Linked DNA regions of Mus musculus: region 2 is linked to region 1. A link is a loop called in an ENCODE intact Hi-C map of the cell type or tissue named here. Cell type or tissue: heart. All regions are shown on one strand.

What was found. Peaks named below come from ENCODE experiments on the same cell type or tissue, not always from the same donor. Only the 100,000 strongest peaks of a DNase experiment are listed, where the experiment ranks them.
Region 2: a loop joins it to region 1, with 2.6 times the contacts of the local background. A loop is called at or near these places in 1 of 42 quality-filtered maps.

The regions. Positions count from the first base shown.
Region 1 is chr5:113,769,906-113,777,905 of GRCm38, forward strand. It overlaps Sart3 (squamous cell carcinoma antigen recognized by T cells 3), which reads right to left and starts at 2,495. Exons shown (of 19, transcript NM_016926.2): 1 at 1,416-2,495. The coding sequence starts at 1,730. Iscu (iron-sulfur cluster assembly enzyme) reads left to right here and starts at 2,896. Exons shown (of 5, transcript NM_025526.5): 1 at 2,896-3,039; 2 at 4,358-4,471; 3 at 5,313-5,423; 4 at 6,866-6,944; 5 at 7,928-8,000. The coding sequence starts at 2,923. In heart, a CTCF peak has its summit at 3,916 (motif pointing right); DNase peaks (open chromatin) are centred at 1,756, 2,016, 2,776, 7,136 and 2 weaker places; H3K4me3 peaks cover 3,959 bases; H3K27ac peaks cover 2,654 bases.
Region 2 is chr5:113,987,452-113,995,451 of GRCm38, forward strand. It overlaps Ssh1 (slingshot protein phosphatase 1), which reads right to left and starts at 6,339. Exons shown (of 15, transcript NM_198109.5): 1 at 6,213-6,339; 2 at 2,195-2,235. The coding sequence starts at 6,281. It overlaps Gm52825 (a long non-coding RNA gene), which reads left to right and starts at 2,371. Exons shown (of 3, transcript XR_003955978.1): 1 at 2,371-2,426; 2 at 2,563-2,816; 3 at 2,958-4,783. In heart, CTCF peaks have their summits at 3,379 (motif pointing left) and 6,863; DNase peaks (open chromatin) are centred at 5,070, 5,290, 5,840, 6,460 and 2 weaker places; H3K4me3 peaks cover 2,651 bases; H3K27ac peaks cover 3,168 bases.

The DNA of each region.
Region 1 (8,000 bases):
TTTGCTCAAACCATTCTAATCTGAATTCATCACCTACCCCTGCTAGCATACTGGATTATAAAGGAGTTATCACCAATAACAGATCAGGGACCGCTTTACTACCTGGGACCAGGCACTGGGGCCATAGTTACCATGGCAACTTCATTAGGCAGGAGTCATGGGCTATAATGATTATTTCACAGAAATTATTGCTCCTAATCTACAGTGGAAGCTGTTTAAAAAAAAAATCACTGAGGACACATGAGTATTAGTTGTTACCGAATTCCAAAAGGATGCAGCCTTGGCGATTAGGAACATTGGCTGCTCTTCTAAAGAAACCAGTTTTTAATTCCCAGCAACCACAGAACCCCTGACAACAGTCCCTAATTGCAATTGCAGTTCGAGGAGACCTGATGCTCTCTTCTGGTCTCTGCTCACACACCCATTCGGGGAAAACACTCATACACGTAAATTAAAAGGGAGTTGGGGGCGCTGGATATGGCAGCTCTGGCCTGGTAGGGGCGACAGAGGCAGGCATATCTCTGTGAGCTCCAGGCCAGCCTGGTATACATAATGAGTTCCAAGGCAGTCAAAGCTACATACTGAGATCCTGCCTGAAACCCCGCCCCCACAAAAAAGAAAGAAAGAGGGAGAGAGAGACAGAGAGACAGAGAGAGAGAGAGTGAGTGAGTTGGGCCCTGGCCTTCAGACCAAAAGCCTCAACCTCTGCACTTCTATTACAGTCGCGTTCGTTTTTTTCGTTCTACACCACTTTTGACCACTATTACTATCCTTAAAGGAAAATAAGTTCCCCTCCGACTGTCAGACAGTTAAACCACTTGGTTAAGAGTGACAGTCCGGCCGGGCGTGGTGGCGCACGCCTTTAATCCCAGCACTTGGGCGGCAGAGGCAGGCGGATTTCTGAGTTCGAGGCCAGCCTGGTCTACAAAGTGAGTTCCAGGGCTACACAGAGAAACCCTGTCTCGGAAAAAAAAAAAAAAAAGAGTGACAGTCCGGGGCTGGAGAGATGGCTCCGCCGCCACACCTGATGACCAAGAGTTCAATCCCCGGAACACACATGGTTAAAAGACAACCGTGTCCACGCAGGCATACAAGCACAAGTTTAAAATAAGAAGAAAAAAAAGAGAGAGTAAAAGCTTAAAAAGATAAACACTCTCAGGTGCGGTGGCACCTTGTGCAGGAGCCCCCTCAACGAGCCTCAGTTTCCCGGGGAAACCGGATTAAACACTATTCAATGGAATACTTTAGGGACGCCCTGGGCGCGCACTGAGCCGGGGACGCGGGGACTCACGGTGGCTCACGGCGTCCCGGCGACCTCAGCGGTCTCCATAACCACGGAGGACCGAGGGGGCGGGCCGGGCCTGGGGACCCGAAGGGAGGAAGGGAGCCCGCCGCCGCCACCCAGGCCGGCCAACCTGCTCCTCCAGCCGCTCGATCTCCAGCTGGTTCTTCTCCTCCTCCTCGTCGTACTCCCACTCGTCCTCCCCGGCGGAGCTCTCGGCGGAGGAAGCCATGGCGTCCTCCTCATCCCCATCGCTCCCGCTCGCGCCTTCCCGCTGCAGGTCCCATCCGGGGCCCTTGGCCTCCGCCGCCTCCGCGGCCACAGCGCCGGACAGCACCTTCCGCTGCACACCGGCCGGCTTCGCCTCATCCTCTTCTCCCTCGGCCTCAGGCCCGGCCTGGGGCTCAACCTCCGGCTCGGACGCCGAAGATGCGGCCGTCGTCGCCATCTTGCGCAGCCCGCGACTCTCGGGTCTTCCCTCGCCCGCCGAAGCCCGGCGAGCATCGGGCTGTCCGCGGCGTCTGCCTGATCAAAACTCCGCTCGGCCACCAGCGGGAGCGTCGCGGACGGCCTCAGGGAGCAGGAAGCTGTGGAGAATCCACCGCTGATGCTATCCTTTAGCGCCTCCAGACGCCACCGTCAGAAGAAAAGGCTCACGAGCATAACCTGCGTCCGGCTACAACCGTGGACAGCTGTCGGGTCTTTGGGCCGGAAGTGGCAGCCACAGCTGAAGTGGTGCGTGCGTGATGTCCGTAGTTAAGGTCGAGGCGCCATCTTAGGAAGGTCAAAGTCGTCGCTTTGGACTAAAGACCTTCTGTAAGGCTCGGCCGGCTCCGGTGCGTGGTTGTTTCCCGGCAACCGACCCTCAAGTGCGGACAAGATTGCAGTTCCTCCGCGATCGGATGCACCATCTCATGGGAAAAGTCTCATCTCTCGAATAAAGCTCCCTCCCCTTTGTAACACCTAGTACCTCGTAGTTGTGTTAAACGAGTCGCTTTTGTGGATTTTTATAGTCAATGATAATACATTACAATAAGTATTGATTCGGAATGATGTGCATGGCGGTAAAACAAACGTAGGTGTCGAGGGATGGGGTTCGTTTCTCTTATACCCCTCGTTCTCGAGGTCGGAAAAGCGTTGCTGTTTCCCTCTGCACTGCCTTTCCCCTTCATCAACAAGGTTAACGAGCCAGAAATCGCGTCCGTTTTGCTCCCAGGATTTTTTTTTTTTTTTTTTTTTTAGTGACACCTAGAGTACACTTAATATGCATTTGCTCCATGGGTGAAACGGCTACCTCGGAATTAGTAAAAAAAAAAAAAAAAAAAAAAAAGGAAGAAAGAGAGAGAGAAAGAAAGAAAAGGAACTCCACAGCCTGAACAAAAGTCTACCAGGGACGTATGCATGATCGAATCATAAACACGCCTGAAACCGAGCATCCCCACGCCCATCGCAGCACCAGACAACCTTGCACGCCGCTTCGGACCTTCCCGCTCTGCGCCTGGCCACGCCCCTTCCGAGGGCGCGGTCAGAGGGGGCGTAGCCGGGCCGAGACGCCAGCGCAAGCGCCGAGCTGCGGTGACGTCGAACGGGCGCGCCATCCCTCCGGCGTCGCCGAGGTCGACGCAGCTCAAGCCGGCAGGATGGCGGCGGCCACGGGAGCTGGCCGTCTGAGGCGGGCGGCGTCGGCGCTGCTGCTGCGGAGCCCGCGCCTGCCCGCCCGGGAGCTGTCGGCTCCGGCCAGGCTCTACCACAAGAAGGTATGGGCGGGCGAGGGGGTGCGCGAACCATCGAGGGGACCTGCCGCCGTTGCGCAGATCACCAGCACCGAGGAGCCCCGCGGCCGCCTCTGCCCCGCCGCGGCCGTCACTCCGAGTGTCCCAAGGCTGACAGCCCAGAAGGGAGGGTCCGGGTATGTCGTGCCGGGGGTCAAGGGGCAGCACGCACACACACACACACACACACACACACACACACGCATGCTTGAGCACACTCGACAGCACCAGCGTCCTCCCCAGCTAAGCCATTGCCCTGGCCAGATGGCCTTGATCAAGTCACTGGTCCCCTCCCATCCTTTCTCTCAGACCTGACAGGAGTCTTCTGAAGTCCCCGTACGTGGAGCGCTCGGTCCAACCAAGGGAAACCACTGATGGCGATTTATTTACTCTTTTAGGAGCCGATGGCCTCGAGCTCAGCCAAGCACCTAGCCCAACATTAAAACTTCGGTTCTCAGTTGTGTGTTTATTGGTAGGGAGCAGAAAGTATAGAAGAAGAGTAGTTTGCGGGCCCCCACGCTTTTAGGGACGTTAAAATCCTCTTGACAGGAGACTCACTCCGAAAAACAAGGCTACCGCAGATGTACAAGACACTCCCTCCCCCCCCCCCCAAAGTCCTTGATTAGATGATGCGTTATGGGGGCTCAGGGCTTAGACTCAATCTGCAGATGAGGGTGCCTCCTGGTAACTAGCGGGAGAAAGCTCGGTTATTAAATCTTAGTGTGTCCCTGACTTTAACAGCTGCTTGTTCTGTTCTGGCTTGGGTGCTCTTGCCCAAGGCCTTCTACCCCAAAGGGAAGGTTGTTTTGTTGACATTATAGCTGCAGGACCTTGACGGGCTGGCAGCCTTAAGGCACCAGGGGGCGCTCCTGCCACAGGGTAGCGCTGTGTTTATGTTTACAGCCACCAATGACTCGTTCGTTCCCCAACCTCCAGCTCATCTCTGACCTTGAAACTTCTGGGGAACTCTTCCATTTGGGGCTGTTTTTATTCTCGGGATTTTTTGTAAGTGCATACTTCTCTTTGTGTATTGTGTTTGGTAAAAAAGAGAAGTTGTGCTTTGAGCCCAGATCTGGTACAGTGTGTGAGTCAGGGGATTACTTCTGGTTGACAGCCCCCTGAAAGGAAGATGTGTCTGAGTTTTCACCGGTTTCTTGGACAGTATCTTCGATACAAAGGTCGTTGGGGAGGAGATAGAAAGAGTTTGGGTCACACATGGGTCTCCCACCTCTGTCCCATACAGATTGCTGATCTGAGAGAGAGAGTAAAGACCGTAGCGATTTCTGTTGATCTGCCATTTCAGGTTGTGGATCATTATGAAAACCCTCGGAACGTGGGATCCCTTGACAAGACATCTAAAAATGTTGGAACCGGATTGGTGGGGGCTCCGGCATGTGGTGACGTCATGAAACTGCAGGTACTGACTGGGTGAAAGGATTACTACCTGCACCCCAACAAGACCTCACAAAGCATTTTTGTCCTGTCTGTGTATTCCTGTGAGGAGGGATCAGTGGCTGACATGGATGATGAGGGTAGAGACTCGGGTCTCGTTCTGAAACAGATGACCTTATCTTCCACCTCACTGATCAGTGTAGATCCTGCTCTCACCGAGCAATCGAAAGACTCTGTGACTGTTCTGACCAAGTGAAGGCCACCAGGAGCTAGCGCTTTCAGTGAGAAAAGGAATATTGTGTTAACCAAACCTCTCCAGGAAAAGGAAGCGGGGCAGAGGGAGGTGGCAGGCTGTGCTTCAGTCAGCCATAGCTTTAGCTCAGCCTCCTTCATGGCAAGCAGGAAAGAGCCGCTAATTATAGTTGGTGCCCCAGAGAAAGGTACTGATGGAGCCATGGTTGCAGGTAATCTCTCTCTGTCTCTTTCTGTCTCTCTGTCTCTGTCTCTCTGTCTCTCTCTCTCTCTCTCTCTCTCTCTCTCTCTGCGCCTGAGGTGCTAACAGGGGCAGCAGCTGTAAACAGATCTCTGCAAAACAGGAGTTCACATACAGCGGGCTAGGGCTGAAAACAACCAAGTGGGGTGAGGGGCACCATTTCCCTACCTTTGTGCCAGCTGGACCTGTGTGGACCCCAAGTTTCACTCTCTGTCACCAAGCTCTGTGAAACAAATCACGGTGACCAATGTCACAGCATCTGGAGTGGACACTAGCCAGGGCTCATGTGGAACACACACTGTGGACCTCCAGAAGGTCCCAGCTCTCAAGGACAGGTCCAGCTGTGGCCGCTTAGCTTCTGTTTCCTTTCTAGATCCAGGTGGATGAAAAGGGGAAGATTGTGGACGCCAGATTCAAAACATTTGGCTGCGGCTCCGCCATTGCCTCCAGCTCCTTAGCCACAGAGTGGGTAAAGGGGAAAACGGTAAGACCACTCACAAGTGTCATAAAGCTATTTAATCCCGGAGCAGTAAAGCCCAACAGAGGCAGAAGGAGCTCTGTGAGTTCTAGGCCAGCACGGGATACGTAAGGAGACCTGTCTCAACAAAAAACATGGAATTAAATCAGAACTCCCTGTGACCCTGGCTCTGGGAGAGTCTACTCATGAGTCGCAGCAAAGCAAGAAGCAGGAAGATAAAGATGGTGACTTCAAAGCCTGCCTGGGACACCCAGCAGGAACTCAAAAAAAAAAAAAAAAAAAGAAAAGAAAAGAAAAGAAAAGAAAAAAGCCAGTTTTTTAAGCCCTGGTTACATTCCTCACGCTGGGAGTTCAAGGCCATCTTGTTGCTTAAGGCAACGTGTCAGTCGCTGCTGTCACTGGTTGTCAGTTCCGTAGATGAGGATCAGCACCAGGCCGCCCAGCCACAGAACTGAAAGGCAGTCTTGGGCTCTCCCTGATGTCCCTGAGGTCACCAAGGTCCCCTGAGAGCTGCTGTGCGGCATTCACAGTTTTGTCCCATCTCCTGCTTCAAGTAGGAGTCCAGACGGGCATGCACAGGAAGGCAGAGACAGCCGCGTCCGAGGGAGGCTTAGAAATCAAAATCTTTAAGAGCTGAAACTGCTGAGATCCAGCAGCTATGAAACCACCCACGCTAACATGGCATGGTGGCACAGGGCACACAAGCCTGTAATCCCAGCTCAGACAAGGAAGGGACAGGAGGCTTGGGGTGTGATGGTCTCCCTCAGCTACTTAGCAATTGAAAGACCACCCCAGACTGCATGAGACCCTGTCTTAGAACAGTGTGGACCTTCACGGGGCCCAGTCCTGGATGCTCACAACGCCAGCCAGCTCTAACAGAGCCACCTGCTCCACAGGATCCAGGCGTTCTGGCCGTTGAGCTCCTGGGGGCCAGGGAGACCCACACCTGCTTGCTCTGGGGGAAAATGGCTCGAAGGAAGTTGGTTAAGAACTAGCCTTGGAGAAAGGGGAAGTGAGACTGGGCACATGCTCCTGGTATTTCAGGGCTCTGAACTACGGTCAGACAGTAGGAAGACCCTTTCTCTGACCTTGAGGCCTCTTGTCTGAGGGAGACCGGCTTTCCTTAATGCATAAGCATGCCTCTGCCTCTTCATCCATCAGAGGTCTCAGACCCCCAGGCATCCTCAGGCAGATGCTGCCCAGCAGCCTAGGCGATGCCTGCCTTCAGTGGGCAGTGAGCATTCTTGTTCCTGCTTACACAGCCAGGAAGCCCGGGTTGTGTCCCCGACTAGAGATCCCTTGGTACACAGTGGCAGCCCTGCCCAGGAATTGTGTTGAATTAATTATGTAGCAGGAGTTCCCTCAGACAGCCTATCCTGAGGTGTGTTCTGCCCACGCTCAGCAAGGTCAAGTTCACTGAAACTGTACTTTACCCCGCCACACTTCAGGTGGAGGAAGCCCTGACCATCAAAAACACCGACATCGCCAAGGAGCTCTGCCTGCCGCCTGTGAAACTGCACTGCTCCAGTGAGTCTGCCCCACCTGCCAGGCAGCTTGGATCTGTTCAGAGTCTGCTGTTCCCACCCCACGGTGGCCGGGCAGCTGAGACAGGCAGCTCTTCCCCCACCCTGCGCTTCCCCAGTCTGCCTTTGCTGTCTCTGAGTGTGTCTGCAGTGCCTGAGGCCACAGTGCACTACCTACCACACTGCCCCACGAGAGCCTTCCCACACTGCTAAGCCTCTTCCAGAAAGCAGAAGTAAGACGTCACCCTGACATGCTCAGCTTTCTGCCCCCTTCCAGCTCTCGGCTTCTGCTTCGCCCATAGCCTCACCCTCGGTATCCTCTCAGTACTAGCCTTCCAGTGTGGGGCTGCAGCAGGAGGCATGCAGACTGCTGCCAGGTGACAAGCACTCTCTGCAATACCCTCACTGTTCCAGCCAGAAAGGTGTGCAAGTAGCACACTCTTGAATCTTCCTGACTCTAGTACCCACCAACTTAAAAAGGTTCTCTTCCTTAAGCCCGCCTCTCAGGCCAGGGAGATGGCCCAAGTAACAACTTGCCACCAAGCCTGAGTTAGAACTTCTAAACCCGGGGTCTGGTGAGATGGCTCAGTGGGTAAGAGCACCCAACTGCTCTTCCAAAGGTCCGGAGTTCAAATCCCAGCAACCACATGGTGGCTCACAACCATCCATAATGAGATCTGACTCTCTCTACTGGAGTGTCTGAAGACAGCTACAGTGTACTTACATATAATAAAAATAAATAAATCTTATTAAAAAAAAAAAAAGAACTTCTAAACCCATTCCCCAAAGTTGTCCTGTGACCACCACGCATGCCCAAGCACATTCAGCCACTCACATACAAGCACAAGCATACGTATTCTAAATAGATAGGTATTTATACCGACATACAAATATACAATGCTGTATGTGTGTAAGTGTATAAGATGTAATAAAGACCATGCCTCTGGTGTCAGACATTGAAGCTGTCTACCTTCCCATGCCTTCCAGTGCTGGCAGAAGACGCCATCAAGGCCGCCCTGGCTGACTACAAACTGAAGCAAGAGTCCAAGAAGGAGGAGCC
Region 2 (8,000 bases), 220 kb after region 1:
TGCTACTGTTGTATTTATTCTGATGTTAATTCTGCTTCCCCAAAGAACAGTCCCTCTTGAGGAAGCAGATCTAACCCTGATCATATTCATGTGATCTCATGTGAATTTTCTTGCCATTCTAGCTACTCAATAAAAGCTAGACCCTATGATTGGGCAGTGGAAGGGAAAGGTGCAACAAGAGGTTCTGGAGAGTGATGGGAGAGAGTACAGGAAGAGGAGGAAGCCATGATGGAGCAGAACCATGTGTCCAGGAGAAACCACAAGTAGGGAAGGGTCTTATAGCTGGGGAATAAGTTAGTAGTTAGATCTGCCCAGTCTAGGCATATAGCTAGACTTCAGATGGGCAAAGAGAAGGAGGTCTGAATTTTTGGCAAAAAAAAAAAAAAAAGTCCAGATGACTTTGGTGTCCCCTACAGTAACTGGTGACTAATATCTTTTTTTGTTGTTGTTTTTCAAGAAAGGATTTCTCTTATGGCCCTGGCTGTCCTGGAACTCACGGAACTCACTCTGTAGACCAGGCTGGCCTCAAATTCAGAAATCTATCTGCCTCCAAGTACCAGGATCAAAGGCGTTTGCCACCACACCCACTTGGTGACTACATCTTATGGGAATTTTACAAAATGTATTATCATTTCATGTTTCTAGGGATTTTGCCTGCATTTATCTCTATGTACCTATGCACACATGATGACCAAGGCCAAAAGAAGGTGTCAGGTCATATAAACTAGAGTTACGAGTGGTCGTGAGCCACCACACTGGTGCTGGGAACCAAACTCAGGTCCTCTGCAAGAGCAGCCAGTGTTCTTAACTACTGAGCCATTTCCAGCCCTTAAGAACTGTCTCAGTAGGGAACTGCAACCCTATAGGTGGAACAACAATATGAACTAAGCAGTACCCCGGAGCTCTTGTCTCTAGCTGCATATGTATCAAAAGATGGCCTAGTCGGCCATCACTGCAAAGAGAGGCCCATTGGACTTGCAAAGTTTATATGCCCCAATACAGGGGAACGCCAGGGCCAAAAAGGGGGAGTGGGTGGGTAGGGGAGTGGGGGTGGGTGGGTATGGGGGACTTTTGGTATAGCATTGGAAATGTAAATGAGCTAAATACCTAATAAAAAATGGAAAAAAAAAACTGTCTCAGTGAGCTCGGCTACCAATCAATCCCAATCTCACACGACACTTTTAATCCCAGCACTCACTCAGGAGGCAGAGGCAGATGGACCACTGAGTTCAAGGCCAGCCAGGTCTACAGTGAGTTCTAGGACAGTCAGGGCTACACAGAGAGACCTCATTTTGAAAAAAAAAAAAAAAAAAAAAAAAGCAAGCAAAAAGAAGTGATGTTCTGACTTCAAAAGTAGCAGCTTGTCCAAAGCAGAATGAAAAAACAGAGGGCATAGTACAATGATTGTTAAACACAGACAGGAACTTCTGCAAGAAAATATATCAGGGGCGACGAGAGGGCTGAGCGGGCATAGGACCTTGCTGCCAAGCCTGAGGACCTGAGTTCAATCCAAGGGACCCACATGAAGAAATGAATGCTCCAAACTGTTCTCTGATACACACACACAGACACACACAGACACAGACACGCTCACACACATGTAACAACAACAAAGGAAATGAAGGGCACAGAAAAAATACAGTTATTTGCCTCCTTTTGCAAATGACATCCCATATCAAGGCAGTTACAGGCTGCTGGTGTTTAGTGGTAGAGCCTTTGCTTAGCCTGCTTGAGACCCTGTGTGTGCTCAGCAGTTCTTCCTCCCCCTAAGCAGGGAGTAGCCAAGCACATACGATTTTTACTTAATTGTTCATTTACTGTGGTGCTGCGGATGGACCCAGAGCCTTGTACGTGATGGGCAAAGGACACATCCCAGGTTTTTTGTTTGTTTACTATGTAGTCCAAGCTGGCCTTAAAACTGCAACCCTGCCTCATCAGCTCCTAGAATCACAGGTATGTACTACAACCAGTAATCTCTACAGTAGTATTTCACCACGGAGCTTGGGCTGGCCCGGAACGTGCTATGTAGAGCAGGCTGGCCTCGAACTCAAAGAGATCCAAATCCCTTCTGGTAAGATTACGAGCTTGTAGCTTGGGCTTCCATGAAGACACGGTTATAAAACCATTTTTCAACCGTACAACAGTGCTCTTCACCTACTTCCCGGACCTAAGGACAAACGCCAAGTGGACTTACCTGAGGTTCAATTTCCGTTCTTCATCGCTGCCAGCCTCCAACTACAGGGAAAGAGAGAGAAAGTGTGTGACCTCACAGCCGCCACTATTAGCTCTGACAGCAGACTCCCCGGTGCCCGGCAAAGATAAAGGCATCCAGGAAGGAGGCTGCCGTGTTCGAGACACACCCCCTGCCCTCTCCATGCCAACCTGATGTGTTGTTCCTCTGAGTCACTCTCGCTCCACATTTTCAGGTTTCCTAATGTTTATCCCTATTTCTGTCTCAGCCGCCTGAGCCGAGCCCCATGGGCTCTGTTTCCCAAGGCTCTTTCAAGCCCTAGACTAGACAACACACTGACTCTGAGTCTTATTCTGGTTTTGTTTTTACAGGAAACGGGATTACCGTCTTAAGAAAACCTATTTCTTTGTGGAGCCAGGCACACCAGCAAGCCCGAGGAATACCACTGAAAAACTCCATCCCAAAGAAGGTCCACACACCTGTCACCCTGGCTACTTAACAGGCTAAGGCAGGGGAACCGTTTGCCCCAGGGATCTGAGAGCAGCCCAGATAACACAGCAAGCGGGCATGTCCAAAACCAAACTGAAACGAAAAGCCACGCCAGACAAGACTTCGGCCATGGAAGGTATCCGGGCATTGAATTCTAAATATCTTAACCCCATCACTACTTACTCCCCTCCCCACCTCTCCTTTCTGGGCAAAAACACAAAATGAGAAGAAAACACAAGGTGGTCCAGGAGGAGTTGGCGTGTTTTTTTTTTTAAAGCACCCACTGTGTGGAAGAGAACATCAGAGCAGTGTGACAGCCAGGACAGACACAAGACTGACTGGGGACCAGCCAGCCAGCCAGAGGTCAAGGGCAGCAGGAACTGGATCCAGAGCTAAGGTAGGAAGGGAACTGGGCAGTATGGGATATACATCAAGAGGAGACCATTTCCACCAAGAATGAGTATTCCATAAGGTGTCCCCCTTATATGAAGAGTCTATGTACAACTTTATAGATGTACACACTGGGAATGGACCGCGTTGGCTCCTGGGCTGTAAAGGAGAAGGGAAAAACCAGGGCAGGCCCCCCACACATTGCAGCACTAGACAGAAGCAAACAGCAGCAGCGGATCACCACATGTAAGGACTCCTTCAATAAGGGCCACTGGGGCATTTTTTTGGAGGGTGCTACTGGCATCTAGTGGGCGGAGCAAGAGGATGCTGCTGAAGGAGAAGCCTCCACCTCTGAGTCTCAGGGTCAGCAGCGAGGCTGAGAAGCCCTGGTCCCAAGTGCCTGGAGACTAGCCTGTGCCCATGAAAAACAGACCTTGCACATTGGTCCAAAACAATGTTGCTATACACCTAGGGGAAACAGTTTATGTATCTCTTTCTCAGCTCCCCTTGATCTCACAAAGGAATTCAATAAGGTCAACAGGAAAAGGACAAATACGAGATAATTAAAGATCCAGAAAGTATGGGGAGGTGATGGGGGACAAAAGTAAGAGGACAAGATTGCTGTGGGACCAAGAGCTGTGATTTCCCTTGGTTTCCCAGGCTTCACTGCTAACCTAGCTCTGTCAGGAAACCGCTGTCTCCCTGACTCATAAAAGAAGTGGCATTTGGATAACAGACTGGGGGAAAGAGGACACGGGCTCCGCAGCCATTGACTTCTTAGTCACCATCTGAGGTTTTCCACTGAAAGGTGATGTAAGGTCAGGAATGCCAGAGAAGCAGAGAGAGACGGCATCATCCCCAAAGAAACAATCCAGGCCCATCCGAAGATCTGACTTGGAGAGAGAGAGGAAGCCAAGTGGGAAAAGGATGGGCGGGAGGCACAGCCAATCGGGATTCCAGTCTCCCAGCACAGGGAGCACCTGCTGTCTACTCTCTCTGCCTTGCTCCTGACCTGGGCACATCGGGAAGGCAGCTTAGCCATCCCAGGAACATCCCAGGTGACAAAGGCATGCTCAAGTTAAAGAAAAGCCATCTGGGATTTTAGGGTTTGTGTGTACTTGCAGGTGTGACTGGTATGTGTTCACATGTGCATGTGTGTGTGTATGTGGCTGCTGGCGATGTCATTGTCTTCCATATTGAGTCAGGGTCTCGCTCACCTTGCCCATTCTTAATTTCACTAGCCTGGCCATGCAGCCTGTACTAGGGGTTTCCTGCCTCCACCTTCCACATTCCTAGGATGTAAAAGTCAAGAGGGCTCTGGGCCTCCTCACACTTTAAACATTGGCTTTCTTCTGGGCTTTCTCTTCTGTTAATTGGTCATTGGGAGATCATCATATAATGATTTAAAATGGAGGCTGGAAGGGGGCTGCAGAAGAGAGCTCCGCAGTTAAAAGCATTTGCTGCTCTTCCAGAGGACCTAAAAGCAGATGCCCAGATCCACAACCTGCAGCTCACAAGCCCCCTGTAAGCCTAGCTCCACAGGATCCAACATCCTCTTCTGGTCTCCGTGGGCACCTGCATATGCCCAGAAGCAGACAGAGAGACAAACGCATGCACACACATGCATACACACCTTAATGTAATTTTTAAAATGTAGGTAGTGTGCGTAGTGCCAGGCACACACAAGGGTCTGGTTCAAACATTTAGTACTAAATAACATTAATAATAATAATAATAATAATAATAAAATGATTTTTAAAATGTCCTAATCAGTGTCCTGAAAAAAATTTACCCCCCATACAATGAATTCTTATAGAAAGGAAAGAAATGATTAGACCCAGTATGGGCAAACCTTGAGACCAGCACGCTTAGAGGGAGAAGCCAGACAGAGGCAACACTGCATATTTCCTGTTATATGAACTACAGCGTAGGCAAATGTAGAGAAGTAGGGGACGCCCCGGGGTGGGGGTGAAGCAAAGACAAGCGGTAACTGAGAAGGGCGGGGCGCTGAAGCTTCGGGACTGAGTGGCTGAGCGGGTGTGTCTACTAACGCTGACTTACATACTTCCAAAAGGTAAAGCCACAGGCTGTGAGTTACATCTCAACTAAAAAAAAAAAGATTAAAAGCCTAAAAATGTGTCTAATACAGGAACTGGAAGCGACCAAGTGTTAAATTCCCATAACATTATGGAAGTTGGCTAGAAATCCAGGCTGAGAGCCAGGTGTGGAAAGCTCTTCTGAACTGACAACATCTGAGACGCAGAGGCAGGGGGCCAGCCACAACTACATGATGAAGGAAGGAAGGAAGGAAGGAAGGAAGGAAGGAAGGAAGAGAATTTCGGCTGCAAAGGCCTGTACTGCCCCTCCCTGCTTCCCTATGCTCCTGTAGTTTCCTAGGAAGAACACAAGATAAAAGGCACTTTGTAAACTGTTGTAGGGGAACCGAGCTGTGTGGGAAGAGAGGCCTTACTACAATCTAACTTCTCAGTTGCCCTGCCTAATTGTGTGCAAAGAGGAGGCAACCAGAACCTTCTGCCTGCAGATAAAACTCATGAAAGAGTCTCAGACAGAAAGGGCCCTGGAGGCTTAACCTCACAGCCATTCTGCAAAGATGCCTGCCAGTCCCCGCAAGACGAGCCCAAAACGCACCAACACGGGCACGCAGGGGTGCTGAGCCAAGTCTCACGCAGACACACAACCCCGGGAGAGGGCCCAGATTCCAGCTGGCAACTTCCTGGGCCTGCGGGGCTAGCCCAGCACAGCGGGGCGTCCCCTGCAGCCGGCTGGGTCATCCGGGGTTTACTCCGAGGCCTTAAGCTCATCAGGGGAAGGGGGTGGGATGAGCCCGGCTGGGGTAGCACAGCCTGGGGCAGGCCGTCCTGAGGACCCGGACGCTCCGGTCCCCATCTACCCCGATTAAGCAGCATGAGCTCAGGCCCCGAGCGGAACCCGAGACCCTGCAGCCCAGAGCCGACCAGAGCCTTTCCTGGTGCCCTGCGATCTGGAAGCATCCCCCCCCGCCCCCCCACCTCCGCGACCCCAGCCCGGCGCATGCTCAGTCACCGGGACGCGGGGACGCCCGCACCCCAAGGGCGGACGCACCTCCGCCTCACACCTTGTGGGAGGGTGCGGCCGGGCTCACCTCGCTGTTGCTTGCGGAGGAAGACGCGGCGCTGGGCGTGGGAGAGCGCTGAAGGGTCACCAAGGCCATCGCGGCGCGGGCCCGGCCCGGGGCCTCCAGCAGCCGGCCGGGCAGCCGCGCCGGGCCCGCCCCTCGCTCCCTCCCTCTTCCCTCCTCCCTCCCGCAAACTCCCCACCCCCCACCCCCTTCCCCGGCTCCGGAGTCCGCCGGGCCCGCAGCGCTCGGGCAGTGATGCGCATGCGCCAGTGACCGGCCTGGGGCGGGCCCCGCCGCGCGGTCACGTCCACTCGCGCGCGCCCCCGCGCTGGCTGCAGCCGCCCGGCCTGGGCCCCTCCTCCGCCGCTAGACTCGCGGGCAGCGTAGGGAAACTGAGGCCTCCGAAGGCAAGGCCAGCAGAGCAAAGCTGCCCAGAGTTTGTAAAAGACTCACTCGTTTATTCTTTCAAGGAAAGTTACTCTGCTCATACAAAGTGCGGGGCCTCCCCCCACCCCACCCCACCCCCGGGACTGTGAAATCCGCTTGCAGAGTTGCTTTGCATAGGATTGGGGTGTAGCCCAGTAGCAGGGTGTCCCGCCGGCCTACTCAAGGTCCTGGATTCCAACGCCTGCACCACCAAGGGCTGATCTAATCTTCGAATTCCTTCTGGTGTCTAGAAACGCAGACTAGTGGGTGGCGAGAGGAAAGGCTTCTCGAAGGAGTAGTACTTGCTAGGAGGCAGGATTTCCGTGAGCTGGACTAACCCACGGAGGGAGAGAGAACTGTGGGCCGGCCAGAAGCTTGCCCGGGGACAGCAGTGGGGATAAGCGGGCGCGTTGCATTGGCTTTGGAAAGGTTGCCAGTGGGCCAGGGTGAGGGACCCCAGCAAGGCGGTACTGGGCAACTTGATAGAAACTTCTCTTTCACAGAGCCCCGACCCCTACTCTGGACCTCTTGTGGTACCCAAGCCTTGCTAATCACAAGTCTCCAGTCCCACTCCATCATCCTCAAAGCCCGAGAGGAAACCTGGCTCCTCCCTGCCTCTTCCACCGTCTTGAGGGTATCAACAGTCTCCATCCTCAAATAAGGATTGTCTTTCTTTTTAAATTTTTATTTATTATTATCTGTGTGTGTGTGTGATATGCGTATGAATACATGCATGAATCAAATTCAGGTCACTAGCCTTAGTGGCAAGGCTCCTTTATGTACCATGTAACCAACCCTTAAAGGGGATTTTCAGTGGGGTTACCCCGCAATGTAAGGAAGTTTCCAGTTGCTCGTATTTAACAGACGCTCCTGCTAAGTGCAAAGAGTCTCGGTTTTTAAAGATCTGAGAATGGCGCCATTAACTGCCCCCTATGTCGACACAAAGCATCCTCTGCATTTTCAGAAGGCAACTATGTCAAAACAGGACTGAGTATACTTTTTGTCTGTGAATTTGGTCCACAGTTTTTCAGCACTAAGTAAGACAGGTTTTGAATGGCAATACCCAGCAGGGCTCCCCTCTGTTTGGAGCTATTCTTTGGCTGATAGATGATCACGAGTGTTCCAGAATGCCAGCTTTGTGTGTGTGTGTGTGTATATCTGTGTATGTGTGTGGGTGTGCATGTGTGTATGAGTGTGTGTATATGTATGTGTATACATATATGTGTGAGTATGTGTGCATATGAGTGTGTGTATGTATGTGTGTGTGAGAACATATGCATGTCACAGTTTGACCACCTGCAGAGGTCAAGACATCTCTGCGGAGTCAGTTTTAAACTCATAAAGTTGTGGATGTCATCAATTAGAGCAGAGACGACCTTCTCAGCC